3 separate regions of the Homo sapiens genome follow, and all the other regions are linked to region 3. The links are chromatin loops, found by intact Hi-C in ENCODE. Cell type or tissue: CD4-positive, alpha-beta T cell. All regions are shown on one strand. Links, peaks and the distances in the headings refer to the core of each region. The heading gives the core; the rest is flanking DNA. Region 1 overlaps LINC01423 (long intergenic non-protein coding RNA 1423). Region 2 overlaps KCNJ15 (potassium inwardly rectifying channel subfamily J member 15). Region 3 has its middle 11 kb from the start of KCNJ15.

The links. Peaks named below come from ENCODE experiments on the same cell type or tissue, not always from the same donor. Only the 100,000 strongest peaks of a DNase experiment are listed, where the experiment ranks them.
Region 1: it touches region 3 in a loop (12-fold over the local background); 3 of 110 quality-filtered maps call a loop at or near these places.
Region 2: it touches region 3 in a loop (11-fold over the local background); 8 of 110 quality-filtered maps call a loop at or near these places.

Annotation. Positions count from the first base shown.
Region 1 is chr21:38,318,176-38,328,803 of GRCh38, forward strand. It overlaps LINC01423 (long intergenic non-protein coding RNA 1423), which reads right to left. Exons shown (of 6, transcript NR_110545.1): 6 at 8,184-8,370. Among named protein-coding and RNA genes, the nearest start is that of LINC01423, 23 kb to the right of the region's middle. In CD4-positive, alpha-beta T cell, for the core only: no CTCF peak of the experiment used is centred there; a DNase peak (open chromatin) is centred at 5,746; H3K27ac peaks cover 274 bases.
Region 2 is chr21:38,304,699-38,314,144 of GRCh38, forward strand. KCNJ15 (potassium inwardly rectifying channel subfamily J member 15) reads left to right here. Exons shown (of 3, transcript NM_170736.3): 3 at 1-2,659. Among named protein-coding and RNA genes, the nearest start is that of LINC01423, 37 kb to the right of the region's middle. In CD4-positive, alpha-beta T cell, for the core only: no CTCF peak of the experiment used is centred there; a DNase peak (open chromatin) is centred at 1,863.
Region 3 is chr21:38,240,457-38,251,084 of GRCh38, forward strand. It overlaps a transcript of KCNJ15 not described here. Among named protein-coding and RNA genes, the nearest start is that of KCNJ15, 11 kb to the right of the region's middle. RefSeq lists enhancers at 4,669-4,748, 4,829-4,878. In CD4-positive, alpha-beta T cell, for the core only: no CTCF peak of the experiment used is centred there; a DNase peak (open chromatin) is centred at 4,625.

The sequences.
Region 1 (10,628 bases), core at 4,483-6,982, 79 kb after region 3:
AAGCTCCGCCTCCCGGGTTCACGCCATTCTCCTGCCTCAGCCTCCCGAGTAGCTGGGACTACAGACGCCCGCCACCATGCCCGGCTTATTTTTTGTATTTTTAGTAGAGACAGGGTTTCACCGTGTTAGCCAAGATGGCCTTGATCTCCATTGGCAGAAGATTTGAACAGATTCTTCACAAAAAGAAGATATATGAATGGCCAATAAACATATGAATACATTATTCTACATGATTCGTTGTAGAAATGCAAATTAAAACCACAATGAGATGTCACGATAAATCCATGAACAGAAAATAAAAAGACTAGCCCAATTGTTAATGGGTACATGGAGCAAACGGAACTCTCGTATACTGCTAAACAGAATACAAAATAGCACAACCACTAAGGAAGACTGACAATTTCTTAAAAAGTTAAACACACATATTGTAAGACTCAGACATTCCATTCTTAAGCACTACCCAAGTGAAAAGAGAACATCTGTCCACTCAAGGACTTGGTTGGGCAGTCATCCCTTGGCATCTGAAGGGGATTGGTTCCAGGATCTCCTTCAGATACCAAAATCCAAGGATACTCAAATTCCTTATATCAAATTGTATAACATTTGCATATAACCTACATCTATTCTCTTATATACCATCTCTAGATTATTTATAATCATAATACAATGTAAATGCTATGTAAATAGTTGTTTACTATATTTGATTTTGAAACCTATTATTTTTATTGTTGTATTCTAGTTTGTATTGTTTTGCTATTTATATTTTTGATCCATGGTTGGTTGAACCCACAGACACAGAGGGCCAACTGTACAATATTGTTCATGGAAGCCTTCTTCATAATAGCCAAAATATCTGTAAACCACCTAAATATTTATCTATTGGTGGCCGGGCACGGTGGCTCATGCCTGTAATCCCAGAACTTTGGGAGGCCAAGGTGGGCAGATCATGAGGTAAGGAGTTCAAGAACAGCCTGACCAACACGGTGAAACCCCATCTCTACTAAAAATACAAAAAAAACAGCCGGGCATAGTGGCGAGCATCTGTAATCCCAGCTACTGGGGAGGCTGAGGCAGGAAAAATGCTTGAATCCGGGAAGCAGAGGTTGCGGTGAGCCGAGATCGCGCCACTGCACTCCAACCTGGGGGACACAGCAAGACTCTGTCTCAAAAAAAAAAAAAAAAAAAAAAATATATATATATATATATATATATACACACACACATACATCTATCAATCGGTAAATGGATAAAAAAATATGGTCTGCCCATACAATGGAATACAAGAAAAATCAATGATCTACTGATGAGAAAAACAATATGATGAACATCAAAGCCATTCTGCTGAGCAAAATGAGCCAGAAGTACATACTGTATGATTTCATGCACAGAAAGTTAATCAGAAGTTGCTTGGGGTCAGGAGTGGAGGGAGAAATGGACTGAAAGGACCTTGAGCAAACTCTGGGAGCAATGAAAATGTTCTGAATCTTAGTTGCAACGACGATTCACAGGTTTATACATCACTCAAAGCACATCAACCAGGACAGTTTAAATAGATCTTTATCTTACTTTTACCACAATAAATTGGATTTTAAAATTAATGTGCATGCTAATCACTAGGGAGCTAGTTGAAATGGAATTCTGATCCATTAGATTTGGGAGTTTCCTAAGTTTCCACATGTATTACAAGCTGCCAAGTGATACCCATGCTGATGGTCTGAGTTCCACACTTAAGAGAAGCTTCAGACTACGATTATTCAATCCCCAAATGATGAAGCCGAGGAGCATTTTATGAATTCTCTTCTCGGGTGTGATTAACATTACCTCTCTCATGCTTTTAGAGCTGTGTCATGTCCCGGAACTTCCCCTGACGCGACATTAATACTCTGTGAGGTTGCTAATAACAATCACATCTGGCATTTACAAAGCACACACTAAGTGTTGGGTACCGTTCTTACAGCTGTACATGAATTTACACATTTAATCCTTGATACAAAAGCAGGTACTATTACTATCTCATATTGACAAATGTCAAAACAAAAGCCCAGAAAGTTTATGGGACTTGCCCAAGGTCACCCAGCTGATGAGCAGATGAGGTGGATTCAAACCTAAGCATCCCAAACTCTTAAGCACTGTGCTCTGTGGCTTCTCCTTGGAGGAATTATAATCCTCTGAGTGAGGAAATCTTCCTGCTTTGCCACACTTTATGGAGGGCTTTACTGGTTCAACATCAAACATTGTTGATTGAGCACTTGCCATGTGTCAGGGATTTACCCAGGAGTTGGTGGTCTGCTCTGTGCATACTTCCCTGAAAACACATATAATCCTTTGCCTACTAACCCAGCATTGGCAGTGCCCACTCTGTGGGTTGTTTGCCAAGAATGCTGACTGTCATTACTTTGCCACCTCCCTCCATTCTCCCACTGGGGGAGTCACAGGTGAGCAGAAGCAGCCTCATACGTTTCCCTAGTGTCAGAGCCAGAGCTATGAGACAACCAGGCTATGAGCATCTAGGGTTTTGTTGTGCTTTTGTGATCTCTGACTATCAGAAATATGGAGCGTTGTTCAGATATCCCTGCAACTCGAGGAAATTCATTTAAACTAAAGCATGACAGCTGTCAGTGAGATGAAAGGTAGAGCTGAATCTGGAGCTCCTTCGTGCAGGCCTGTCGTATTATTCCATTCTCATGCTGCTATAAAGAATTACCTGAGACTGGGTAATTTATAAAGAAAAGAAGTTTAATTGGCTCACAGTTCTGCAGGCTGGACAGGTAGCATGGCTGGGAGGCCTCAGGAAAATTTCAATCATGGCAGAAGGTGAAGGGGAAGTAGGCACGTCCTACATGGCTGGAGCAGGAGGAAGAGATCGAAAAGAGAAGGGCTACACTCTTTTAAACAACCAGGTCTAGTGAGAACTCACTCGCTATCATGAGAACAGCAAGGGGGAAACCTGCCCCTGTGATCCAGTCACTCCCACCAGGCCTCTCCTCCAACACTGGGGATTACAATTCCACACGAGATTTGGGCAAGGACAGGAATCCAAACCATATCACCTGTCAACATTTCCATCTCCTTGACCAAGTGGGAGTGAGAGACTCCTGACCCCTCTCCTGGAATAAGGATAACATAACCCAGGGCTTCAGAGTTGTGAGCTCCATGTGCTAGCTTGTTGCAGCAAGTCTTGCAGAAGTTGAGTGATGGGGACAGAGACCCAGCAAAGGCTCTCCTAGGAGAGCTGCATGATGCATTAACAGTGTCCACTACAGTACAGGAGCCTTTCAGGAGAGATATAAGGAGGAGTTTCCTGAGCAGGAAAGTTGTTGATCACAAGAACAGGTGAGCAATGAAGACAAAACTAAACTGGAGTCACAACAACTCGGATATAAATCCACCCTGAGGCAGGGGACTGGACCCATTGAGCTGCCAGAGCCCTTATATATCTATAAGTTGACTTCAGAGAGTTTCAAATCCGATAGGACTTTGCAAGTACCATATCGAAGATAAAGAAGCTGATCCAAGGGAACGTTGGCCAAGCCCACTTCGCAGTTGAGAACAACATGGCTTAAAAACAGCCTGCACAGCTTCCTGGACGTCCCATCACATTTGCCAAATAGCATTTTGGTGAGCTGAGAATCAATGAATGAGAAACAGATGGATTTAATGTCCCTTGAAATTAGGGATGGGTGAGCCCAGCCACACTGTGGAATTGCTGAATGTCTCAAACTATTTTTTTCAAGTATCTTTGGTTCAGAAAAACCAAAACCATGGTTTTGCAAAGCACGTTTCCTCTCATTCATATGAGGGTTCGTGTATTTTAACGGAAATTTGATCTGCATATTTCAACTTCTTTACACTTCACTTATCAAAATGCTAAATAAAATTTCCAGGAAGTCTGAGAAATATTTATAACTTTTTTTTCCAAACTATTTTATTTAGGAAAGGAAACAATGGGGAAGTTTGGAAAATCCTACAAAAGAGAAGGTGGGTTCAGGTGGAAGTTCACACTTTTAGGGAGTTCTATGTCCCAGAATTACGCACATGTTAGGTGTGCAGTCACAATGTGCTCAACGAGTATATTTGAAAATCTCTTGAAAAGTGAGGGGAAAGGTGGGAAAGTTCAATAAGGACAAGCTTGAGGAAAGGCTGAAAAATACAACATAATTTAAAATAGCTTCTCATCTCTAATAGCCAGGCAGTGTATTCCTAGCAGCCATAAATCTAATGACGCAGAACTATAGCATTCTTGTATCATCCACCAGCATGAACTCCACCATTCTTCAGATGTCTTTTCTCTTTATAAGACTTGTGATAAAGGTGCTTATAGGATGCTCATGAGTGGAGGGATGGCAAGAGGAGAGGGTGGAAGAAATGCACCACAGAGGGTGGGTGGGAGCAGGCGGTGGAGTGAGTGCCCAGCGCCATCTTTGTTTTAGAGAATGACTCTGACCACAGACTTATGTGTGAGCCCTGAAGAGCTGTTTCTACTTAAAGCTTAGCTTTCGGTTCCAGAGGACCAAGTAAGACACAAGCGGGAGAGACGCAGTCATCCCATCTCTCAGGGAGCTCAGTCTGTTTGTATTGTGCTGGAAGCACAGTGCTTGCTCATCACCGACAGGCAGACTTCTGCTCATAGTGTCATTGGCAGAGAGTGCAGCAATGGACACTGCCCAAAAGGAGAGAAGAAGGAAAAGGCAACTCCTTGTGGTATCTGATTACGTTTGTCTCAAATGCCCAGGAGACATTCCCTGGGGATTCCCAGAAAAGCAATTTAAGATGGGGATTTGACAGGGAGCAATAATAATTATTGATACAATCTGAAGAATAATGTTTATTACGATGAATATGCTTCTCATTTAAATCCCCAGGCTGGTGCAGGAAGCACAAACATGGATTACATATCTCTTTAAAGCCATGTATTTTCTGGCTTTTAAATTAGAAAACCCAAGTAGGGTTGTGTGGCAGTGACAATAGGAGTTGTCAAATATTCCTGGGACTCCCCCACATTTCCCAGCAGCCTTCCAGGTAGTTAGGTTGGTGGCAGTGATTGATCTGGGCCAACAGGGTGTGGGCATGAATGATGTGTGGCATTTTCTGACCAAGATAGTCAATTCTTCCATTCCTCCCTCCCCTCCTCAGAGATCTTGGTCTACAATTTGCCCAGATGTTTTAGCTAAACTGGACTTCTCACAAAGGAGAACTGAGCTTTTACTCTGTAAAACCACTGTGATTTGGCGGGGGCGAGGGTGGGGGGTCTTGTTTGTTACAGTGGCTAGTGTTAACTAGCCTGATTAACACAAGCGTTAACTAGACTAATACAGGTTGTAAACTTACAACCTGTCATTATGATACCCTGATAGTAATAAAGCTGGTGGTTTGGGGTAAGATTCTCAGAAGTTTTTGAGAATATAGTAGTGCCTTATATTAGTAATCTACTGCTATATTAAAAACTACCTTAAGAGGTAGTAGTTTAAAACAACAAGCATTTATTATCTCAAAGTTTTTGACGGTCAGGAATTTTGGAGTGGCTTAGGTAGGTGGCTCTGACTCAAAGTGTTTCATGAAGTGCAGTCAAAATGCTGGCAGGAGCTGCAGTTATCCAAAGGCTTGATTGGGGCTGGAGAATGCATTGCTCATATAGGAGCCCTCAATTTATTGCTGGTTTCTGGCTGGAGTTCTCATTTCCTCATCAGATGCTCCTCTTTGTAACGATTCTCAGGCAAGGGAAGCTAGCATCATTCAGACAGAGTAATCCAAGAGAGAAAGCAAACAGGAAACCACAGAATCTTTTATTGCCTAGTATCTCATGTTGCTTCCTCCCCCACCTATTCATTAACAGTAAGTCACTCAGTCTAGCCACACTCAAGAAGAGGAGAATAGGTTACAGCTTTTCAAGAGGGTTTCAAAGAATTTGTGAACAGATTTTAAACTACCCCAGAGTGGGTACACCCCATTACCCCAGAGTGGGTTTGTAGGTAGCTAAGGGGGTAGAATGGTGGGTGGCACCTAAGGTGGGGGGTTCAGTGACCCAACATAAATCAGGCTAATAGAGTGTAATGGTGTGACTGCTCCTATCTTACATTATTCCTTAATCGCAACAGCGGATGAAGGGAACCCAGCCAATTCTATTCAAGCAGCCTGGACTGGGCCCCTGACAAGCATCTGCATATGGAGATGCCAAGGTAATTTGAGATGGGGATTTTCTACAGGGAGCACAGAGAAATTCCTGGTTGCTTACCTCTGTGCATAGACATGATGCAGAGGAAATGAACTCTCATGAAACAGGACATTGTGCCGTAACCAGGCTTGCCCTGGCTGTATAGGGAGGTGAGTTCCGGCATTGTCCTCTGACATAGCCCCCTCCTCCCAACCTCCCAGCTTGCCTGGCGCTACATAGTGTGCTAATTGCTGATAGAAACCCTGGGAGTTTGCAGAGGAGGATAAGATAGATCCTACAGAAAGAGAAATTCTTCCCTTTGCATAAAACCTGTGCAAATGAAGCTGATCTTGATCTTAGCCCATGGCAGGGAATGGCAGTAACACTGGAAATATTGGCTTTGTGAAGGCTGGAATTTTTCATCTTTCCTCCTATATTCATAGTGCCTATATAAGTGTGCACTAAATAAAAAGCACCTTGCTGGTATTTTTTAATTAATTGAATGAGCTAGCATTTACCATGGAAGAAGGTGTGGTGGCATAAGAGGGTGACAGGAGTTCTAGGTCTCATAGGTTCCTGATGCCAGAAAATTCACCAGCCCAGCCATACTGATGGCAGCCTTGCACCCTGAGGAAATGGTTGTGTGAGTTCCTATGAAACAATAACATTGGGATCTAATCCAATTATGATATGACCCACTCTTGGCTGAGCCCAAAGTGGGATCTGCACCATGGGGCAGGGAAAGGACCAGAGATAAAGGCTCAGTTTATGCCACTCCTTCTCAGGCTGATGGTGTTTACTTGCATAGCCATAAAAAGCAGCCACTGGGGACAGTGGGAGAGTGTGGTAAAGCTGGACATATTGCATTAGCTTGCTAATCACTATTAGCAGCAGTGAGAATGGGACATTTCCTTAGACTCCCCGGATTTGGACAGCAACAGCAGGTTCTGGGGCCACAGTGGTGGTACAACAGAGCTCCCCTGAGCCGCCAGTGTCCAGAATGTGAAGTCCTCTAGCCTAGGGGGAACATAGCTTCTCCTACTAGGAACTGATAAGGAGGAGCCACAGCTCAGCAATGGGAAGGGTAGACTTCTTTCTCATCTTGGCATGGGCTTCCCTGGTTGAAACACCAGCTGGTGAAGCATGACATACTGGTTTGAGTTAGTTTTATTTTATCTTTAAGAGGACTTTTAACTGGACCATCACCCCCAGGAAATGTTTCATGTAAAGAATAGCCAAGAAGGCCATAGATTCCATCCCACCAATGACACACAGCAACTGACCATTCACCCCCATATCCTGCACTGGATTTTCCATATGGCCAACTCAAGTACACATATTGCTTTACCAAGTGATGCTCATCTTTGCCTGCAATTACCACCGTGATTACATTTCTCCTCATTAGCCTAGATGGGAGGGTGCAGGGAAGGATGGTTGGATCAGGAGATCTAGTTACCATACTCCGACGCTGAATTTGCTGGGTGGCTCTGCTCAAGTCAGTTGACCCATCTGTGCCTCCTCTCGTGGCCCTTGTTCAGATATGCAGTGATTCCATGACTGATTTTCAGTGTTGGTCTCAAGCATGTAGCTGCCACTTGGTGCAGAGCATTAGCATATCTTTGTAATTGCTAATGAGGGAAACAAAATTCCAGAAAAGCTGTTTGGAGGAACCTAAGAATAACACTATGAGCTAAGCATTCTGCCCAAACAAATTTTGTTAAAAGAAAACCAAATTATTATCCTTTTGCAAAATAATAGCAATAATGGCCTTAACTAACATTTGCCAGGCTCTAAATATGTATCTTGCGGTGTCTAAATATTTTACACATTGTTTTCATTCCCTCCTGTTCACCCCATTGGTGAGGGAGACATTCCACACTAGAATTATGAGGATGACCAAACACATTACACTCGATGCTTAACAGATGCGATTGACGGCAGTTATTATTCACATACACTCGCAGCTTGGGAGAGGTGAACACAGCATGGGATGCTGGCCATACAGGGGTTGCCCTCAGGAGCAGGGTGAACAGGCAGGGGCTGTGGGTGGCAAGCTTTGTAGCAACAAGAGGGTGAGGTGCTCCCTGGTTCCTGCAGGAGAATGTGATGGGCTTTGAACAATTCCGAGGTTAGCAGGAAACTGATACCCACTACTCAGGGATAAGTAGGAGCTGTGCCTGGTCCACTTGATAAGGTGGGTTGCTTGACTGGAGCCTTATCTGCAAGAGTAGAATGGAGAGAGGCTCTTGTGGGTAGGTCAGTAGAGGTACTGCTGATTTGACCAGATTTGAAGGCAGCACACTATACCACGCCTCAATTTCAGCCTTTACATGACACACACATCGTATTATTTCATCATCGCAACACTCCTATGAAATATCATTAAGCCTTTTTACAGATCATGAAATTGAGGCTTAAATGAGGCCAAGCAAATTGCCCAGTGTTTGCTAGCTGGCAAGTGGCTGAGCTGGTATTCAAAGCCAGGTTTGTTACTCTCAGAGTCTGACCTCATAAGCAACTGTGGACAGGTAGATGTAACAACCCATCTTAGACATGAATCAAGAAAAAAGAAGGACAAGGGGGGAACACCCTACCCCAAATAACCAGAGAGCTCAACTTAAACACACACAGTCTTTTGTTCTGTCCACCATGTGACCTCCTGAGTCCCACCGCTACCTTCCGCAAGGCAGCTGGGTTAATAAAGCCACCTCAGTGACCATTAACAGCAGCAGCTCTGCCTCACACTTTAATCAGTGGTCCCTGAAGTGCTTACAAGCCCAGCTGCTCGGGACACACTTTTGATTCTACAGCCTGGAGGAAGAGAAACCATCCAAGCAGATCAACCATTTCCCAGGTGCTTCAAATTCCCAAGGTCAGAGACGGCACCAGTCAGTCATCCTTTTGCATGTGGATGTTGGGTATGTCAAAGGGACTTGATGTTCTGGAATAAATTCCTTTACACAGAAAAGAGGCTTTAGATCTCTTTCAGTCCAAAACCTTCATTTTATGGTTAAAGAAAGTAAAGTGGCCTCCCCAAGGTCACAAAGTTGGTTAGGGCAGAACCTGCTTGGATCCCTTCCCTAAACCCTTTCCCAACTTCCTCCTCCCATGCACACCTCCCACTCTCAAGTGGAAGAAAGGAGAAACTCTCTTCCTCAGCACCCTTTGCAGTTAGGCTGACCATGTGACCCGTTCCAGGCTTTGTGCCAAGAGGGAATCTGCCAGGAGGAGTCTGGGAGCAGTGTTTCCTCCCTGATAGAAAGAAAGAATGGCCGGGCGCGGTGGCTCACGCCTGTAATCCCAGCACTTTGGGAGGCCAAGGCGGGCGGATCACCAGGTCAGAAGATTGAGACCATCCTGGCTAACATGGTGAAACCCCATCTCTACTAAAAATATAAAAAAATTCGCTGGGTGTGGTGGCAGGCACCTGTTGTCCCAGCTACTCGGGAGGCTGAGGCAGGAGAATGGTGTGAACCCAGGAGGCAGAGCTTGCAGTGAGCAGAGATCACGCCACTACACTCCAGCCTGGGCGAGAGAGCGAGACTCCGTCTCAAAAAAAAAATAAAATAAGATAAAAATAAAATAAATAAATAAATAAATAAAATTTAAAAAAAAGAAAGAAAGAAAGAAAGAAAGCATGGCGAAAGAGCTCTCTCACCATCCTCTCCAACCTCTACCTCCTATAAGAGCCAGTGAAGGACCTGAGGCTTGAAACCAGAGGTGTCTTTTAGCCATGAGGGAAAGTTCAGAGATGCGGACACAGCAACTCAGCCTCATGTGGCTGCTAAATCAACCCCCAAACTGCCCTTCCTGACTCCTCATTTCAGTAACAATTAATCCAAGTTTAAACCACTGTTAGTCATGTTTTCTCTTTGCAGCCAAACACCCTCCTCTGAGCAGCAGTCACTAGAGTTAGGCAGTGGGTGAATACCCAGAAATGTCACTCACTAGCAACCAGACCCAGGGCAAGAAACTTTTCTCTGTCTCAGTTTCCTTTTTTGGAAAATGGGCATATATTTTTACAGAGGTGCTGTAAAGTAGTGCTCCCCAACCTTTTTGGAACCAGGGACTGGTTTCGTGGAAGACAATTTTCCCATGGACCAGGGGTGTGGGGGTGGGGGAAGGTTTCAGGATGACTCAAGTGCATTACTTTTATTGTTCACTTTATTCCTATTATTACATTGTAATATATAATGAAATAATTATACAACTCACCAAAATGTAGAATCAGTGGGAGCCCTGAGCTTGTTTTCCTACAACTAGTCAGTCACACCTGGGGGTGATGGGAGACAGTGACAGATCCTAAGGCATAAGATTCTCATAAGCAGCATGCAACCTAGACCCCTTCCATGTGCAGTTCTAAATAGAGTTTGCTATGAGAATCTAATGCCGCCACTGATTTGACAGCAGGTGGAGCTCAGGCAGTAATGTGAGCAAGGGGGTGGGGGACGACTGTAAATAGAGATAAAGCTTCCCT
Region 2 (9,446 bases), core at 862-3,361, 62 kb after region 3:
TGGGTCTCGCTCTGTCGCCCAGGCTGCTAGAGTGCAGTGGCGCGATTTCGGCTCACTGCAAGTCCGCTTCCAGGTTCACGCCATTCTCTCCCTCAGCCTCCCGAGTAGCTGGGACTACAGGCGCTCGCCACCATGCCCGGCTAATTTTGTTTTTGTGTTTTTAGTAGAGACGGGGTTTCACCGTGTTAACCAGGATGGTCTCGATCTCATGACCTCGTGATCTGCCCGCCTACAAGCCAGGTGTGGTGGTGCGTGCCTGTAATCCCAGCTACTCAGGAGACTGAGGCAGGAGATTCGCTTGAACCCGGGAGGTGGACGTTGCAGTGAGCTAAGATCGCGCCACTGCACTCCAGCCTGGGCAACAAAAGTAAAACTCCGTCTCAAAAAAAAAAAAAAAAAGAAAAAGAAAAAGAAAAGAAAAGAAAATAAACGTGGCAAAACTAGACCTTCAGACACTTCACTTCACTTAACCCTATGGCCCTCCTTATCTTGCACCCAATTTCTTTTCAACATCATACATGCTTGGTTGACTGTTTCTTCATATTTGCTGTTCATTCTATAAAGTCAAATAGATTGGTGGGTTAAAAAATAATCAATTCAAATTCAAATTAGGAATTTATGGACATTCAGATATCCACATATTTGAGGGCAGGAATTTTTACTTTTCAATTGGTATGTTGGCAGTGTGTAAAAATAGAAGACCAAGAGAAGGCGGTTGATTGGAGTTGATACTTAATAGCTAATAAAAATTACAAGAAAGGATGGTGGAAGTCAAAGGACAGAACTGATACACGAGTATAAAAGCCAACGATGTCATATATGTAGGCAAAGTCTTTGTAATCTGAATATAATGCCAGAGAGCTAGGGCTGCCAGGCACTCTGTATGTGCAGAATATGTCCTATATGGAGTAATTTTTTATTTGTGTAGACTTTTTTAGGATACCTTAAATGTCTTACATGCAACCTTTTTTTCCCCATATATTACAAAATTGCCTTGGAAATTAGACAAATCTTCAAACTTAACTGAAACTCCTGTCCTGAATAGTTATTTGCCAAATCTGACAAATTTACAAAGAGTGTTCACATAATCCCAAACTATGCCCATTTCTACAAGAGAAATACATGCCTCTTTATTTGGAGTTTATGATATTCATACAACTAGTAGTAGAGTCAGGGAGTATTCCAGAAACATATTTCCCTGGCTTGCCCAATTATCAAGGGAAAATTTCAGCTGAACACGGGGAACCCAGTCTTTGACACTCCTGTGTGCAGTGTGGAGCAGCGTGCACTGTCTGAGTCTCCATAGTGAGGAATGGTCTTCCCTGGGGCATCACCCTAGAAGGATGGGCTCAAAGTCGCCCTCCACGTGGGTGCACAGGAGCCCAGATTCTCAAGCCCCAGTTGCAGAATTAGGCTGATGGTTTTACAAAAGAGTCCTCCTAAAAGTCCATCACTAAGTTTTGTTTGGTTAGCAACCCTTGCCACATGATGTAGTACTTAGCTATAATTTTATTTTTATTCAAGGCCAAATCTTATCTGGTGTCCATGCCTTCCCACCTACTTAAAATTTCAAATTTCACCCTCAAAAATATTTCAGTAAATAAAAGTTAGATCTACTCAAAATTAGACTCCAAGGGAATTACTATAGTTGATTATAGAGTATCTATTTCCTTAAAAAAAAAAAACCATAAGTTGTTGACTCTGAGCTAGGAAATGCGTGATCTCTCAGCTGACTTACTTTATGCAAATTTACTTAATATTATAGAAGAGTAAAGAGCTTCCAAGAAGGTGATTGGAGGGAAGTTCAAAGGGAAGATTTTTTTCATTCACTGTAGTTTTAGCTGTATTCTTTCATCTGCAATCAAATCTCAGGATTAAGGATGTCGTATTACATCAAATCATTACAGGAAGTATGACTGTATCAGCGGCTTTTTACAAAAACAAACCTCCAGATCACAAAAGGAAGCTGTGTTTGTGTACTGACACGAAGTGTTACGTAGCAGCCAGGAGAGGAAGGATAGCAGCCGACTTGGATCCATTTTTGAGGAATTATTTCTGTAAGGTGTCATGGAATTGTAAGTTACAAAAATAAGGCTTTTGTAAACAGAATCTCCATTCCAGAAGGACGGACTCCAAAATGCTACTTAATGAAATTCATGGGAATGTTATGGTGATGGAAATCCCAAATGACATGTAGATTTTATATGCAAACAATCCCACTGCTTGTAACTCCTGGCAGTGTGTACTTACCAAAATCTTGATCACACTTAGGTCTCTTGCTATATATAGAACCACATCTGATCCTTATACAGTGTTGCAAGATATATGTCCTTGCTTTCCCATGGTTCTTAAGTGAGTCTTAAGCTTGGATTTGCTCCAGCAGAATGGTGGTTTGTGTTTCTCAAGGCTGAGCTACTATTTGGTGCATGTCGGAAATCTCACACTAACTGTGGATACTCTGTCATCACTGAACCCAATCATACAATGACCAGACAGCTTTAAATACCTACTTTTGTATGCTATGAATTCATCCGTTTACTTGTCAAATCCTTTATTTCCATATGTGTCTCCATCACCTTTTTTTTCTCTCCGGATAAATGGAATTACTGTAACTTGTGAAACAATGGCAAACACTATAAAGCTAATTTTACAGTCTTGAGTTTCTTTTTGTTTCACTGGAATGGTAATGGTGTTACAGTGGTGCTCTGACAGACAAAAAATCTAATATGTCCTTAGAAAGTTCAGAGGGGAACTTATTTGAAATAACCTTTTCCAGTGATGGCAATCACAATAATGTGGGAATGACTAGGTCCTAAAAACTTATCAAGGTGTTACTGTATATCAGTACGTAAAGAAATGTATTTTGCTTCTTTCCAATCACTGAATAGAAAATGAAATCCCTGCCTCATCGCTCCTTTTTTTTTTTTTTTTTAAGACAGAGTCTCACTCCATCCCTCAGGCTGGAGAGCAGTGGCTCACTGCAATCTCCACCTCCAGGATTCAAATGATTCTCCTGCCTCAGCCTCCCAAGTAGCTGGGATTACAGGTGTGTGCCACCACGCCCAGCTAATTTTTTTATTTTTAGTACAGATAGGGTTTCACCATGTTGGCCAAGTGGGTCTCAAACTCCTGACCTCAAGTGATCTGCCCGCCTTAGCCTCCTGAGTAGCTGTGATTACAGGCATGAGCCACGGCGCCCAGCCTCATCTCTCTTTTTCTGCCTGATGCTCTCCTGCTCCAGAATGCTTATTTCATTTTAGTCAATGATTAAAAATCAAGCAACCGTTTAATAACAAACATCCTTTCAGCACTGCAACCCTTACCAAAGTGCCTTTTGTGCTATTGCTCCTTTACTTGGATGGATTAAAAGAAAGAAAACACTTAACTACATAAGTCCTACAGGCATTAGTATGGGTGTCACCCTAAAGCCGCACACCTAATTAAAACCCACGTAGCCAAGGAGTGCATCCAAATGGCAGTAGTTATCCTCCAAGCAGTTTCCTGGGAAAACTACACACACATGCAACAAGATAGTTGCCACAGCTCTGAACATTCCAGAGTGTCTCTCTTAGAGCCCTCTCCTTTGGAGCCTTGGCTCATTCTTTGTAACATTCTCAGGGGTGGCCAAGCTTTGTTCTTGGAGGGAGCATGTGACAGCTGGAAATAAACAAGGCTGATGCAGATAGTAGGAAGTCATCTTTGAGGATACTGTTTGAACAAAAAGGCAAAATGTTTTCTAGAAAGTGCACAGTCATCTGAAACACAGTCATGAAGCTAGCCGGTGGGACACATTTTATTAATTTTAATTTGCATGGAAGTTTTCAGACACATGTTATTTTCTACCCCGTTATCTCAAACGTCAATTGTCCTTCCAGGATGACCTTGGCTGAGAACTGAGCTAACCACATCCAAGCCATAAGGCAGCATTGCTTTCACCACACCATGTCCTTGGAGCAGAGAATAAGGGAATTTGTCATAGCAACATGGGAAGCTTTGGTTCTGGGCTGGATACGCAACATCCCGGCAGGCATAATTTCCCTTCTCAGAAATCCTGTCTTCATAAATGTTAGACAAACAACTTTTATGGTTTAATTTTTCATGCAAAAGTCCATATTCTTCCCAGAAACTCTTACATTGTTCAAGTGATTATGTTCTAAATTAGTCTATTCCTTTACTGGAATTTAACACTTGCATAATAATCTTAGCTGATAAGGTATTTGAGTGATCTAAATGTGTTTTCACCCGTCCTAAGGGCTGCTTTCTGCATCTTTCTTAGTTTGCCTCTATTGAGTCTGCCAGAAACTCTTACTCTTTTTAAGATTTTGTTCACGTTTTTATTTTATTTTTTTATTTTTTGAGACGAAGTATCCCTCTTGTTGCCCAGGCTGGAGTGCAGTGGCGCAATCCCAGCTCACCGCAACCTCCGCCTCTTGGGTTCAAGCAATTCTCCAGCCACAGCCTCCTAAGTAGCTGGTATCAGAGGCTCCCACCACCACACCCAGTTAATTTTTGTATTTTTAGTAGAGACGGGGTTTCGCCATGTTGGTGAGGCTGGTCTCGAACACCTGACCTCAGGTGATATGCCCACCTCAGCCTCCCAAAGTGCTGGGATTACAGGTGTGAGCCACCATGCCCAGCCCACACATATTTTTAATTAACAAATAATAACTATATATAGTTAGGGATTACAATGTGATATTTTAATACACATTTTAGAATAATTATATCAAGCTAATGATATATCCATCTCCTCACGTATTTTCTTTTTTGTAGTGAGAGCATTTAAAACCCACTCTATTAGCAGTTGTACTTTCTCTTGACAGTGTACCTCTCTGTAAACTCTGTTTAACGTGCCCACTCAGCATGTGATTTAAAGATCTGCAATGAATAAGTCCACTATGACCAACAGACTCACAGCCTCACAGCAGCCCAGAACAGTGTGCTTCTCCTTACCCCTACCCCCACAGTAAGTCTGGCTGACCTGCTACATGTTCAAATATGTTGTGGCATGTTCTATTGCCCGCGTGCCTCTTCTGCTCATACAAGCCCCACACCCCCCAAACACACAAGTCTCATGACATCTGGTCACATCTTAGATATCCAGAGAGCAAGAAATATTCATATTTGTAGGGCTCTGAATGCTAAAAACAACTTCAAATATTCAATAGTCCATGTTATACCCCATGAAAGGGTAGAGGAAGGACATATGCAGTTATCTACACTTTGCAGAAGACCCTGTAGCCCACTGACATCACTTCCAGAGTGGCCCAGTGAGCCATTGGTGGCAATCTGGGTCTTTTCCTTCTTTTCTTTTCTTTTTTTTTTTGTTGAGACAGGATCTCACTCTGTCACCTGGGCTGGAGTGCAGTGGCGTGATCACGGGTCACTGTAACAACTTCCCAGGCTCAAGCAATCCTCCCGCTTCATCCTCCTGAGTAACTGGGACTGCAGGTGTGCGCCACGATACCCGGATAATTTTTTAATTTTTTTGTAGAGATGAGGTCTCAGCTTATTGCTCAGGCTGATGGCGAACTCCTGAGCTCAAGCGATCTTCACACCTTGGCCTCCCAAAGTGTTGGGATTACAGGTGTGAGCCACTATGCTCAGTCTGGATTTTTTCCTTCTGGCCTAGTGTTTTATCTCCAAAATTTACAACATGGAAATCTCATGGTGGAGCAGATTTCCATGTGAGATGGATCAAAATTAGGGCAAAAGTGATAGCAGAATAGATAACCCAGGTGAAAGCATGAGACTGGGAGTCTGGATAAATTGCCTAAAGGCCTAACATGCTTCAAAAGGTCTGTTATTTAGAGGCTGGCAACATGAGATAAATATCCCGAAGGTAGAGAAGATATGAAGTGATCAATTGAAAAGGAAAAGGCAGAGGAGTAAGAATGCCATTCATCAAGACAGAAACAGAATCCACATCCCTGCTGTTCATCTAAGCAGAGACAAACGGTTGACCAAAGACTAGACATGGGGTGACTAAGATTAAGAAATCCTACAGAAAAGTCAAGATGAACAAGCATTCAGTTCTCAAGTCCTCACATTCATTATGATTGCATCATATGAGGCTCAGAAAAGTTGAGTAATTTGTCCAGTTACCCATCTACCAAGGCGTAAAGCCAGGAGTGGCCAACATAAAAGCCTGGCTTCCTCTCCATGTTTTGTCCTGCCTCCCAGGTGGGCCATTACAGGGTGCATCCAAAAAAGCATAGGTGATTTGGTGGTTGATGCTCTTGGAGCCAAAGCAGCATTTGCTTTGTGCTCAAGTGTTTCCATCAAGTGAAAACAAAGCCATGGTTGAATTGCGGTGTCACCACAGACGACTTGCGGGCGTTGAATTCATGCAATGCAAATAATAAGGGATTGTGCCAGTGTGCCTCCCATTGTGAATAGAGCAGTGAGCTTTCAACTGAATGTTTTGCTGAGTTCTAAAAACCTGATTTGTAAGGATTTATACTGGGCTTCTCAGAGAGGCTTTAGGGTAGGTAATTATTTTAAGGTCTTGGCTGATTGAGTCAAGCGGCAAAGAGAGCTTTGTAGAGACAAGCAAACACTGCAGAATCAGTGCAGCTGGCTGGAATCCGATACTGAGCTTACAGGGCCTAAAGGGAGCAGGTGAGTGGTCCCAGCACAAGCAGTCACTGCAATTACAGTGACCAGGCCCGGGGAAGGAAGGCTCAAGACCCAGACACCAAGAAAAGCTAGAAACACAGGGCAAGAGAACAAGGGGTCTTAGAAGCTGACTCTAGAAAGATGTTCTGACAGATTGCTCTTGGCACTAGGGAAGACCTGCCTACAAATCTCTCCATTTCACAAGCAGATAAATAAAGAGGGGCAAATAGGAGAGGAGTGGAGTATGAACCCACAACACATGACGGAGATCAAGGAAGTAGAGCTTCAGGAGCAGAGACCCAGACCCAGGGCCTTCAAATCAAGGGCAGGACTCTGTCCTTAATAGGAGTCAGGAAGAAGGGAAGCAAGACAAAAATCCTACTGCAGGGACAGAAAAATGAAGGCTGGAACTCAAGTGCAAAGAGGCTGGCCAACACAGGAAAGGAACTGGGTAAAATACTGGGGCTTCCTCATTGGAAAGAAGGATTTGTGGCAAGCTGGACCTGGACAAGGTACACTTGTTAAGGAGTCAATGGCTCGTAACATCTTCATCTCTCCTCAGTAGGAATCAGAGCCGGAAACCACAATTTCTATTTCAGTGCTTCCCAGGGCAAGAATTGGCAGCCAGAAGGCAAGCACATCATCACAGCCTGAAGTGCATATTTCATCATCAGATGAAGCGGTTTCTCGCATCATTTATTATTTACCCAGTCACTTTAACAACCACCTGATCTCTGAGACAGGTCCGTGGAGTGTTGTGGTCTCCACATTAATATTTATTTAGCGATGGACATTGTACTAGGAAATAAAAGCAGATTCCTAAAAGAGCTATGTTATTTGTATTTTTCGAGGGCTGCCATAATAACTGCAAACGGTGGTTTAGAACAATTCATTGTATCACATTTCTGGAGGTCAAAAGTCTGAAGGAGGACCATGCTCCCTCTGAGGTATTTTCGCTGGTCTCTCCCAGCTTCTAGTAGGCTCAGGAGCTCCTTGGTTTGTAGGAGCATAATTCTATAATTCTAATCTCTGTCTTCATGTGCACATGGTGTTCTCACATCAGCTTCCCTTTGTGCCTGTCTCTGTGTCCAAATTGCCCCCTTTTTATAAGGACTCCAGTCATGTTGGATTAGGGACCACCCTAATGACCTCATTTTAATTTGACTACCTTTCTAAAGATCCTATTTCCAAATAAGGTCACATTCTGAGGTACTAGGGGGTTAGGGTTTCAACATATCTTTTTGGGAGGATACAATTCAACCCATAACACTATTCTTTCCCATCCATTTCATCACCAATTGATCTACCTTCAACCTTCCTTCTAATCAGAATCATACTCATATAAATAAACCAGAATAAGATTCTTTGCTTTGGAAGAGACAGAAGCTTTCTCTGGGTTACTGTAACTGTCCTGAATTTCCTATTTCTGCAGAATGGACAGAAAAAGCTGACTTCTAGCAGACATTCTATTATAGTTTGACCATAGCCACATGGGAAGTTATGCCAGTGGACATTCCTTTGGAGACAGTTTCTGGTTCTTAGTGCAGAGAGCAAAGAACATTCTTCCTTGGAAATTGCCTCCACTATTTTGTAAACAGGAGAGGACTTTTCAAACCTGGTTTTCAAACAGCCAGAGACTAATTGTGCCCTCTCCAAGTTAATCATATACTGGGCTTCCTCTCTCAACTGCTCTCACAAAGCTTGCTGATTTCTCAATAGCACTGAGATACTTGAAAATAATTGATTTCTAGATGCCTTTCATAATTCTGGCTCTGCCATTGTCGTCATTTTGTGTCTCCTACTATAAAGGTTAGGGAAAACCCTTGCTTGGCAAGCCAGCAACTCAGGTATGTTGCCTCAAGGTGATTCTGCATCCATCACTGGACCACCAGCTGAGGTCCCCACACTTGCTTTGCTTTGCTGAGTCAAGTCGCACCCCATTGTTTTGAGAATAATGCTCTTATGTGTTGCATTTCTCCCCAAACCTCTCCTCATCCAGTGCCGGAAACGTGAGAGCTACCCTTGCTTTCTCCCACTCCCTCATCACCTGTATCTAATTCATCACAAATCCCCGTCCACGCTACCCCTGGCATTGCTCTCAAGTCAGTTTCTTCTCTTCCATTCTAATCTCCCGGTGCTTAGTTCTGGCCACCATCATCATCATCATCACAATATATGTTTTTAAAAAGGCACATTTCACACTGGCTACCCTGTTTCTAGTCTTTCTCCTTCCCAATCTATTCTCCACACTGTACCCAGTGTGGTCATTCTAAAATAGAAGTCCGATCATATTACTCTTTCACTCAAAACCCAACCTCCAGATAAAGGGCAAGTGTCCAGACATTGGACTCATGCCTCTCCTTGATCTTGCTCCTGGTAACCTCCTCCCTTGTCATCTCTTTCCCTTGCGCTCTACTTTCAAACATCCTGAACTCTTTGCAATCCCCCAGTGCTGAAGGTTTTTCCTCCTCCTGCAGCCTCTGGGATATTGGTTATGCTTCTCCTTTCTGGGATGCTACCACCCCAACCCTGGCCAACTCCTGCTTGGTCTGCTGGCTGTCTGTCTGAATGGCTTTCTTGACAGTGCCTATGTGATTCTAGAGGAAGGGATCCTGCCACTCTGTTGACTTCCCCATGGTGCACAGGACCTGATATGGGATGGGGGGCAGGGAAGTGCCGGGCAAAGAAGAGCAGAGTCCCTGGTGAGGGCTATACCCTCTGGCCTGTGCCCACGGACCTAAATGAGGATAGGCATTTCTGGTTTTGAGTTCAAAAAGTTGCCTTTTGGCCTGCCACACCCCTTCCCCCATCCTATGCCTATAAAAATC
Region 3 (10,628 bases), core at 3,334-5,833:
ATTAATACATGGTCTGGGCTTTAGGAGTAATTTTACACCAGTTGTCTGTTTTCCTTTCAGAGGTGGATGGAAAGTTGTTCTCAAAATGCATCTGAGTTGTTGAATATCCATTATGTTACAGGGAAGCCATTCCTTCTTCCAAAACAGTTTTAATTTTTATGGAGTCTAAGTTAAAACAGGAACATTTATTTTCTTATGGGTAAAGTTCCTGGAATGCTCTATTACATGGATTTAGTACATTTTTTGACCAAATAACACTTGACCAAACATTATTTTCAAAATTGATCTCTCTTTAAAAAACAAAAAGATTTAAAAATATGGTTCCTTTTGCTGATGAGCATCATACTTTGGCATTTAGTCTGTAAAACCTTGGCATTTAGTCTGTCTTCCTGGAGCTCAGTTTCTTGAAATGCACATCTCGCATTCAGGGCTTTCATACTCAACAGGTGGTACCAGCCACTGGTGTTCTGCTTATAATAAAAATGATACATGTGTATTAATATTGCTCTTGAAGTTAATAAACACACCCAAATCTGGTTAATTTGTTCAAATTATTGACAGATTCTCTGTGATTTACCAGGATTAATGAGTATGCAAATACAAGGAAGAATGCCCAGGATAGAGAACATCATGGAACATATTGTACTTTATTGTAAAATAAAAATAGCCCTGGACAGCCCATGGAATGCGTTCTAACAGCATAATCAGTTCTTTACTGTGGTTTTCCTGCCAGGCGGGGAGCCCTGTGTCACACAGGGTGGGTGCCAAGTGTCTGGTTTGCGCTTTGGTAAGATTTTTCTTTTTCTTCCTGATAATTTTCAGGTTTGCAGTTTCTCCAAGTGCAAAACATCCAAGCCACCCTCCCTCTGCAGTGGAGTATTGATTTTGTTCTAGATTTCTCAGCAAAGGTTGGGATATTAGAGTTCAAAACACAAGTGGGCAGGGTGAGCCCACAGTCTCTGTGACGGGGCCTGCTGGACACTCCCAGTCTGCCGGCGAATGGCAGAGGCCTGGGACAGCACGGTGGAATTTTCATCTCGTGCAAATGAACTTGGCCTCTTAGATCCAGGTCCTCTGCTACCAACAGTGAATTTGTTACAGTGTGAAATGCTGAGGCAACTACCTAAATAAATCTGGGCAAAATATACTATCGAAGCAATCTGGGATTTCCACCCTTCATGAATTATCTCACATTTTAGTCTAAATTGTTTAAGAATGACTTGCTCACGGCTGGGCATGGAGGCTCATGCCTGTAATCATAGCACTTTGGGAGGCCAAGGAGGGCGGATTGCTTGAGCTCAGGAGTTTGAGACCAGTCTGGGCAACATGGTGAAACCCCGTCTCTACTAAAATACAAAAAAAATTAGCTGGACATTGTGATGGGCACCTGTAATCCCAGCTACTTGGAAGACTGAGGCAGGAGAATCGCTTGAACCAGGGAGGTGGAAGTTGCAGTGAGCCAAGATTATGCCACTGCCCTTCAGCCTGGGTGACAGAGCAAGACTCCATCTAAAAAAAAAAAAAAAAAAAAAATGGCTTTCTCCCTTGCTCCCTTTTTGCCCTCTGTCCACATGGTCCCAGAGTCGGTGTTTGAAAAGCGGCTTTCCACTGTCCAGAGAGGATTATTCTTAACAGGCTGATGATCCTGGAGCCCACGGCCACACTTCTGGGCTCTAGTCACCTCTAATCCACGTTGTGATAATTGGTCATTTTGTTTTGTGCAGGCAAGACTTGGATGTGCAATTTTCATACCATCTCTTGATTGTTTACCCAAACAGAAAATGTAACCAGGGAACCAGCAATATGGTAGTTATGCACTTCCCAAATCAACTTGAAGTTGATCCTAAATGCACGCTGTTTCCACTGCTGCTTCTCTGATGCAGGTTCTGCCCCAGTGATAGTGAGCTGGGGTTACTGTGAACCAAGATTGCACACGGGGCTATATGTGGAAACTCCGACCCCATGGTGCCTGCCACACACTCACACACATACTCTTTGAGACCCAACCAAACCAGCACTCAGAGGCAAAGAGTTTAAAGAGGTGGGGCTTTATCCAACATTGGAACCATTTTAAATTCCCCAAGTAGCTCCATTTCAAGTTCTTCAGATGGCCTATGAAGATCGATAGGACGTCTTTCCCTAAGCCCTTGCCCTCGTGCCTCTCCTGACACACGCCCAGCATCTCTCTTCTGGAGGCCTTCCCTGCTAAAGCTCTTTCTGTGCAACTTCTTGGCTGACTCCTCCATCCCCAGGAGGCTCTATCTAACAGCAGCCTCATCAGGGACACCTTCCCCTCCTGCCACCTGCTCTGTGTTCCCCCAGCCCACATCTTCATTACACAAACTATTTGTATGCTCACTTATAAGCTTAAGGGAAAGAGACAGTAAGCTCGTCTGGGTAGGAAGTCTGTTTTGTTTACTGCAGTCTCCATATCCTATGGAAGGGTGCCGGGCCCACTGTAGATGCTAAATTAAAACCTGGTAAATGTTGAACAAATAAAATGATTAAATCAAATGGTGTAGTATGCAAGGAAGAAACAAAGATAGGGATTCAAGCCCTGCCTCTCTACCTGGCTGTGTGACTTCAGCTCAGTTATTGAACTTCTCTTGCTTTTAATCTTCTTATCATTATAATTACTGAGATTTGGGCCACGTTTTTAGAAAGTTAAGATTTTGTGTGGCTTTTTGAGCTTTGACACTTTAAAATTGTTTATCTTCTTTTCTGATTTTTTTTTTCCTGCTGGGCTGTAATTTTCTTAAGGGCAGGATTATTAAAGATGCATCTGTTTATTTCCTGAAATTCACAGGACAACACTTACACTCAGGTGCTCAATAATCATTTGTTGGAAATAACCTGTTTTGTTTTTTCCCCAGAAAGCCTGTTTCAAAAGGTGTATTTTATAGTATTTGATCTGCTAGATCGAGGGTTGGCAAACTTTTTCTGAAAGAAGTCCAGGCAGTAAATATTTTGAGTTTCGCGGCCATACTTTTTGAGATGGAGTATCACCCAGGCTGGAATGCAGTGGCGTGATCTCGGCTCACTGCAACCCCCACCTCCCAGGTTCAAGCTATTCTCCTGCCTCAGCCTCCCAAGTAGCTGGGATTACAGGAGCCTGCCACCATGCCCTGCTAATTTTTGTATTTTTAGTAAAGACGGGGTTTTGTCATGTTGGCCAGGCTGGTCTCGAGCTCCTGACCTCAGGTGATCTGCCCGCCTCGGCCTTCCAAAGTGCTGGGATTATAGGCGTGAGCCACCATGCCCAGCCTATATTTCTTTATCACAACTCTGCAACTCTGCCATTTTAGCCTGAAAACAGCCATAAACAATTTGTGAACAAATGGGCATGGCTGTCTTGAAATGAAACTTTATTTGCAAAAAACAAATGACAGGCTGCATTTGACCTGGGAGCTATAGTTTGCTGGCCCAGCACTAGACGGTTATTGTCATAAAATAACCATTTTCTAAAAACGAACTCTTTGTTTCCACTGTGTTTCTGAGTAAGTTACATGAGATCATTTAAGTTTCATTTCTATTGTTGGCCATTTGTTATATGAATAAAGATTTGCTAAGTGACCCTCAAGCTTGGGTCTTTATTTCATTTTTAGATTATATAAGGCTTGACCCACTTAAGAAATGTAACCGTCTTTTTATTTCTCCTATTAATTTTTTTTTTGTCTTTGTGACTATCTTGTTTATACAAACTGAACCTGAGACAAAGCCGCTAGTGACTGCTTTTTGTGGTTAAACTGGTTTCGAACCCACCAAAGTCTAGAAGAGGGAAAGAAAGAATTGTACCAGATTTGATGTGTTTTGTGTAACGTAAGCCAGATTGTACCTCCTTCTCTCTCTCCCAGGTCTGTATACAACTTAGGACCAAGAGGTGGACTTTGGTGTCTTAGTTCAAGCTCTAAAAATACCAGGGAAGCAGGGACCACGACACATCCCAGGCTTGGTGCAGAAACCTGACCTGAATTGGACCTTAAGATCAGAATATAGATCTATTGTCTTTCCTCACCTGGCTGTTACCAAACTAACTTCCGCATCTCCTGGGAGTGCTTTCTATTTCATCCAGGCAGTGCCCTTATCTGATCTGGAGTGGGTTTATCTCTGGGAGAGCTATTGAAGTGCCTGACAGGAGAGGACACTAAGAGTACCTCCAGTCTCCAACTGCCTCCTCCGGCAGAACTGAGCAAGTCCTAACCATGCCAAAAACATCATTATCTCTGGTTCCATCTTAGTCCCTGCACACCCTAGGATTCAAGGACTCAAGTAAGTTGGGGAGGGGAACATCTTTTCACCCCTGGAAAACCTTGTCTCCTCCCAAGCCCTGGGAGGGGAGAACTGCTGCTAATGAGATGCTGGTAGTTAGTCTTGTAATTTTTACAGTATTATCTGCAGAATGAATGACTACCAGCAGGTACTCTGAATCTCTTTTCTTTCTAATAAGATGTAATCAACGAACCAGATTGTGGCCTTGGAGCTGACCAAAGGATCAGCTAAAGGAATTGGACACATCCTGAGCTAGTTAACACATGGGTATTGTCGGTCTAAGATGCTCTTTAGGGGCTAGTGACTCATTCATGATGTGCAGGAAATGGCACAGACACCTCCATGACCACAGAAGGTTTCTACAGGCGCCGTCATCACAGGGTCTACAAACAGAAGGAAGTCAGAGAGAGAGGCTCAGGGGAAGGCAAGGCGGGGCTGGAGACCTGGATTCTACGTCGGAGTTTACCGCATCCTGGTTCTATTCCCAAAGTCCTCTCTGTGTGGCCATATGCCTGATTCTCAGCCTGGCTTCATTCCAGTCATCTCAGGATCTTACAAACAACATTGATGTCCAGGCCCCACCCCAGACCAATGAAATCAGAATCTCTTGGACATTAAAAAAAAAAATGAGTGATTCTTTCTGGGTGATTCTAATATGTGGTCAGGGTTGAGGCCACTGCTTTACTTCATTACATCATGACACTAAAAATACTACTGGAAAGAAAAAAGGAGGGCTACCATCTGCCTTCCAATCTCTTCAGCTGGGAACCTCTTCATAAGACTGTATCTGAAACCAGGATACGAGATCCTTATAAGTAATTCCATTTATAATAACAAAGAAAGAAAAGAAAGAAAGAAAGAGAGAGAGAGAAAGAAAGAAAGGAGGGAAGGAAGGAGAGAGGAAGGAAGGGAAGGGAAAGAGAGACAGAGAAAGGAAAGAAGAAAGAAAGAAGGAAAGGGAAGAAAGAAAGAAGGAAAGGAAAGAAAGAAAGAGAGAGAAAGAGAAAGGAAGGAAGGAGAAAGAGAATGAAAGGTGTTTACAGCTGGAAATCAAACAGAACTTTGCCTGACACATGTTCATTTTTGGCCATTTTTGCCTTTTTTGTGGTGTGAACCATTAGTTCAGCCCAGTTAACCCTGAGACCACCCACAAAGACTGAATTCAGAGGTGGCTGTCCAGTACAGTGATTCAAGGTGAGGCCTGTGAAGTGAGATCAAGATTTGAATTTCTGCTTCTCAGTTCACCAACTATTTGACCTTGGGCAAGTGACTTAATTCAAGACTTAGTTTTATCATTTATAAAGTAAGAAGAATAATACCTGTCTTACATACTCTGATTTGTTGATATGATAGTCAATATGCTATAAGAATAAATTAATAATTAAATGACACGGTAGACATAAGGCATTTAAATCTAATTCCTGATCCACAGCAAACCTTCAACAAATAGCAGCTGTTATCATCAGAGCTAAAACGAATCATGTATCTAGGCTAGGGTCTGGTTTCTTTGCTGTTTTGGATAATGGCTTAGGAATAAGAATAATGCCCACTGAAGAAGTCTTGATTTTTCTTAAAGCTCTAAGCTCACTAGAGTTTTTTGCGTGTTGCCAATTTCAATCAGATCCAGGAGTATTGGTTACTGTTGGCCTATATGATGAAGATTAACTTTTGGAAGAATCTTTCTGTGGAATGCAGGCCAAAAGAATTCTGAGGCTGCTTTTGATTTGCTTTGAGTTCGTTGCAGCTAATGTGAAGGATGCAAATATTTCTATATTCCCTACTATCTGCTTGGGGTCTTCAAGAGATGAGTTACAGTGACCTGGAGGTAACATTTTAAAAATGCTAGTTAAGATTAGTGTTAAAAACACAGACAAAGTCTGAATCTCTCCAATGCTTGATTTTAATTTTTAAAAAAGAGGAACATATTACAAAGGAAGCAGAATTTCAACATAATCTTTAGATGGTAAATTATGTTTTACATTAGTCTGCATTATTACCACAATACTTGCACCTGGCTGGTATGAGGAGTGTGTGTGTGGGTTAAAGGGAGCTGTTATTTACCTGCTTATCTATCAGACTGGTAATACCAATCTCACTCTGCAAATTTAACATCAGGGATTTACTGTTCATAATAGAATAAATGCATATTGAGAACCACACTTGAACTTAGCCCTTCTGACAGGAAACTTTCAAAGTTAGAAGTTACACTGAGCTTGAATTTTAAGAGAGAGGAAAAGTCATTTAATAAAACTAAAAAATGAAGGATGGATGGATGGATGGATGCATAGGTAGATGGATGGATGCATAAGTGGATGGATGGATGGATGGGTGAATGGATGGATGGATGGATGGATGGATGGATGGATGGATGGATGCATGGATGGATGGATGGATGGATGGATGCATGGATGGATGGATGGATGGATGCATGGATGTATAGGTATATGGATGGATGGACAGATGGATGGATGGATGCATAGGTAGATGGATGGATGGATAAATGGATTGATGGATGGATGGATGGATGGATGGATAAATGGATGTATGGCTAAATGGATAGATGGATAGATGCATAGGTGGATGGATGGATCGATGGGTAAATGGATGGATGGATAGATGCATAGGTGGATGGATGGATGGATGGATGGATGGATGAATGGATGTATGGATAAACGGATGGATAGATGGATAAATGGATGGTTGGATAGATGCATAGGTGGATGGATGTATGGATGAATGGATGTATGGATAAACGGATGGATAGATGGATAAATGGATGGTTGGATAGATGCATAGGTGGATGGATGGATGGATGGATGGATGGATGGATGGATGGATGGATGGAAAGATGCATGCATGCATAGGTAGATAAATGGATGAATGGATATGTAGGTAGATGGATGGATTGATTGAATAAAATGCTGAAGTTAATAGAATCCTCTGTTACTCTGTATGCCCATATGTTCTTCATGGCCACATGTAAGGTTAGCCTTATGATGAAAGATTGGCATCAGTATTGTCATTTTTATTTCAGCTTGTGCCTAGGTTACATGTTCTCATATGTTCCCCATAAACATTCACATGGTCCAGTGTGCAACTATGAAAGAAGCTTCCCATCACCTGTGCCTCCCAATCTCACCCCACTCACTGCAATCTGAGGAAGAAATCCAACACCAAACAAACACTAGAAAGCACCTTGCTGGCGTGGGCTTCCTGTTAACTAAACTAAAATTCCATCTCTAGGACTCAGTGAACTGACAAGTGTTATTGCTTCCAAACTTGGGCTATGTTCACTCCATCCAGGTGCATTTCTACAATTCAAGTAAACATTTTCACTGTAAACTTATTGCTAGTAAGAGCACACCACATCACAAGGAACAGCAAATAGCAGACATATCTTTGCGCCTTCACACAGCAGCACAGAAATTATATCTGGTACTTGATTCAGTGTCAGGTGGTATAAGCACTTCATCAACAAATGAAGAACAGAAGGGGTAACTGAGCAGCGACAAATATTTCGTTAAGTTCTGTAACCAAGATAAGAGATAGATTCTCACACTTGATTGCTGGGAATACACACATCCTATAAAAGCCAAGAAAGTTAGAAAGTTAACTAAGTGGCACAAACTTTATAGCTTATCAGTACAATGCAAGGCACTTCAGGAAAACTGGCATGATAAAGCTTGGTTTCCTAGGAACAAGCTAATTAAATTATATTTATTCAAGTAATCTAAACTATTTAACTATTCAAGTGGTTGGACAATAAAAGAACTAGAATAAGACTCAGAAAAGCCTAGTACCTACATTGCTCTCCCTGGGAGGTGCAGCAGCACTTTGAGGGCATGCAAATTGTTTAAGATATTTTAAGGCAGCTCAGGATCTCTGCATACATTCTAGTGAAAACAGCAGATCTTGAAGGAACTGGAGTGCACGGCTTCTGTGTCCCACAATTCAAACATGAGAGGAGATGAGAACTCCTGTATTATAAGATGGCTTTGCACATGATTGTTCCTAGAGGTGAGTTTTCAGGCAAAACAGAGGGAGCTCCCTGTCTGAGTGCAACCAGCAGGAAGAGGACCTTGATGCTGGCCACCTTTGCCCCTCACCATGGAGCTGCATTCCCTGATGTCTTCTGACAGAACACACGTGGTGCAGGACAATTCCCATGCCTTCCCTTCTCCAAACTGCATAAGGACCCTGGGAGGTAAACTGTTTTTCTCAGTTCACTAGTGCAAAACCATCTCAGATAAGTCAATCCGCTTGCCTCAGATCATTGAGTTAGTAAGTAGCAGCTCTAGAATTTGAATCTATAGCTAAGACCAAACCTACATTTCTCCCTTGCACCCCCAATGGACTTTACTCCTTGCCAGAAAGAAAGAATATAACCATTTAGTGTCCCAAGGCAAGAATTACAGCTTCGGTTCAATTTTGCTGTTGGTGTCCACACTGTAAAATGAGATTTGACTGGCAAGATAAGACATACCACTGAGCAATTTGAAAAACAAAACATAATGACTTTTGCCCAAGAGATTGCAATGATTGTTTAAATTGATAACCCAAGTACTTTTTCTGATGTGCGTACTAGGTGATATATGTTATTTACTGATTGATAAATGGTAAGGCTGCACCTTTAGAATTACTGCTGCCTACTAAGTACACACAGATTTCAGAAGGGAAGTAAGCAGAGGTGAGTTTTCAGTCATAACTCAACTATCACTCTGAGTTAGGGTGACCACAATGGCAAACCAAAGCCAGTGGAACAGAATGGATGACAGATAGGAAATATTCTCCAGCATGTGATCAGGAATAAATGCATGGAGGTGAAACAACTCCAGGAATTTTTCTTAATGAAGAAGTAAAGAAAACACAGTCACTGCATGTCTAGTCTGTATAGGTGTGGTCAAACACCAAGGAAACTAAAGACTGTATGTTTGACTTTAATTTCAGAAGCCTGACTTTGGCTCAGTCATAATTCTCTAGCTTTTATTCTTCAGGTCAGACAGTCAAGGAGAAGAAAAATAAGAAAAACCAGTACCCTATTATTAGGCATTCTTTATCATCTCTTTTTCAGCTGGAGTCTCCATCATCTCTACGTGCACATTTGATAAGCTGAAGTGCAATGATAGAATAAGATGATCTTGGACAGCTTTCTCTTTGAATTCATTTTTAGCTTAATGTATTTGTTGTGGCTTCTCTAGGAAATGTTTGCTGAATTAGCCCCTGTGCATTGCTAGGGCTGATAAGGAATAGTCAAGAGTTTGAGTTCACAACACCCTCTTTCTATACTCCTGCTAGTCCTTCAGTGTGAAGTCCCTTAGATTTTTATGACAACTGGGCTGAGATCTTTCACTTTACGTAACTTAGCCAATTCGCATTGCTCAGTTTTTCCACAATAACTAGAATATTTGGCAAAAGGGCACAATTTTGCAATGGGAAAGCTCCCAAAGTGAAAAACCTAGTTGTTTACCCAGTTCTGCTAATAATAAATACCCAAGATGAGACCTGGGACTTCTCCTAGGCCCTCTTGCATTGATGCCAGGTAGAAGGAGGGGTATTAGTGCAGAATCAGGGTTTGAATGACATTCTTCTCTGTGGATATTAGAGGGATAAACTGTATGGATTGATAGGGAGGTGGTTCAGTATGTTACAAATGAGGACGTTATAGCCTAATAATATCACTACATGCTGGAGCAAATAAAGGGCCATAAAACATGCAGTGTGTACCCAGCTAGCTCTTCCAGAGGCCAAGAACTAAACTTGGAAAAGGGTGAAAGGGGCCTGATCTATGCTCAGGAATTGAAATGTCATAGCAAGAAATATCAGTACAGAAGAGATCTGGAGGTTCACATGCTTCAGACAGTTTGATGGAACTTGGTGATGAAGGACGTGCCGGAATACAGCAGGTAGAATCAAACACCTGGCCTGTCCATTGATATTGCCAACTTGAAAGACAGATATCCCATTGGCTTGGTGATTTGTTTTTAAAGCTGAAATGTGTGATTGATCATCAGTCAAGCACCAATTGACCAATTGCTAAAATATGAAAATGGAAGGAAATGTAGAATGAATCACTACTTTTGTCTTCTCCAGTTGATCTTTGAAATTATTCAGGGTGATAATCGCATTTTCTGTAATATTCTATTTCAAATATTGTAAAGTGGGTCTTGGAGTGTTGGGTTCAAAGTCAGTCTGTTGTAGGTAAGACGTGTCTGGCCATCTGGTAGAGATAGGGTCCACGGCACACATACCTCACAGTCTGGCCTAGGAGCCTCCCTGTACAGTTGATTCAGAGTTAAACCACAATAAGACAACAATAGAAGAGGTGGGGGGTAATACAAGCCAGCATGCCACACATTGAT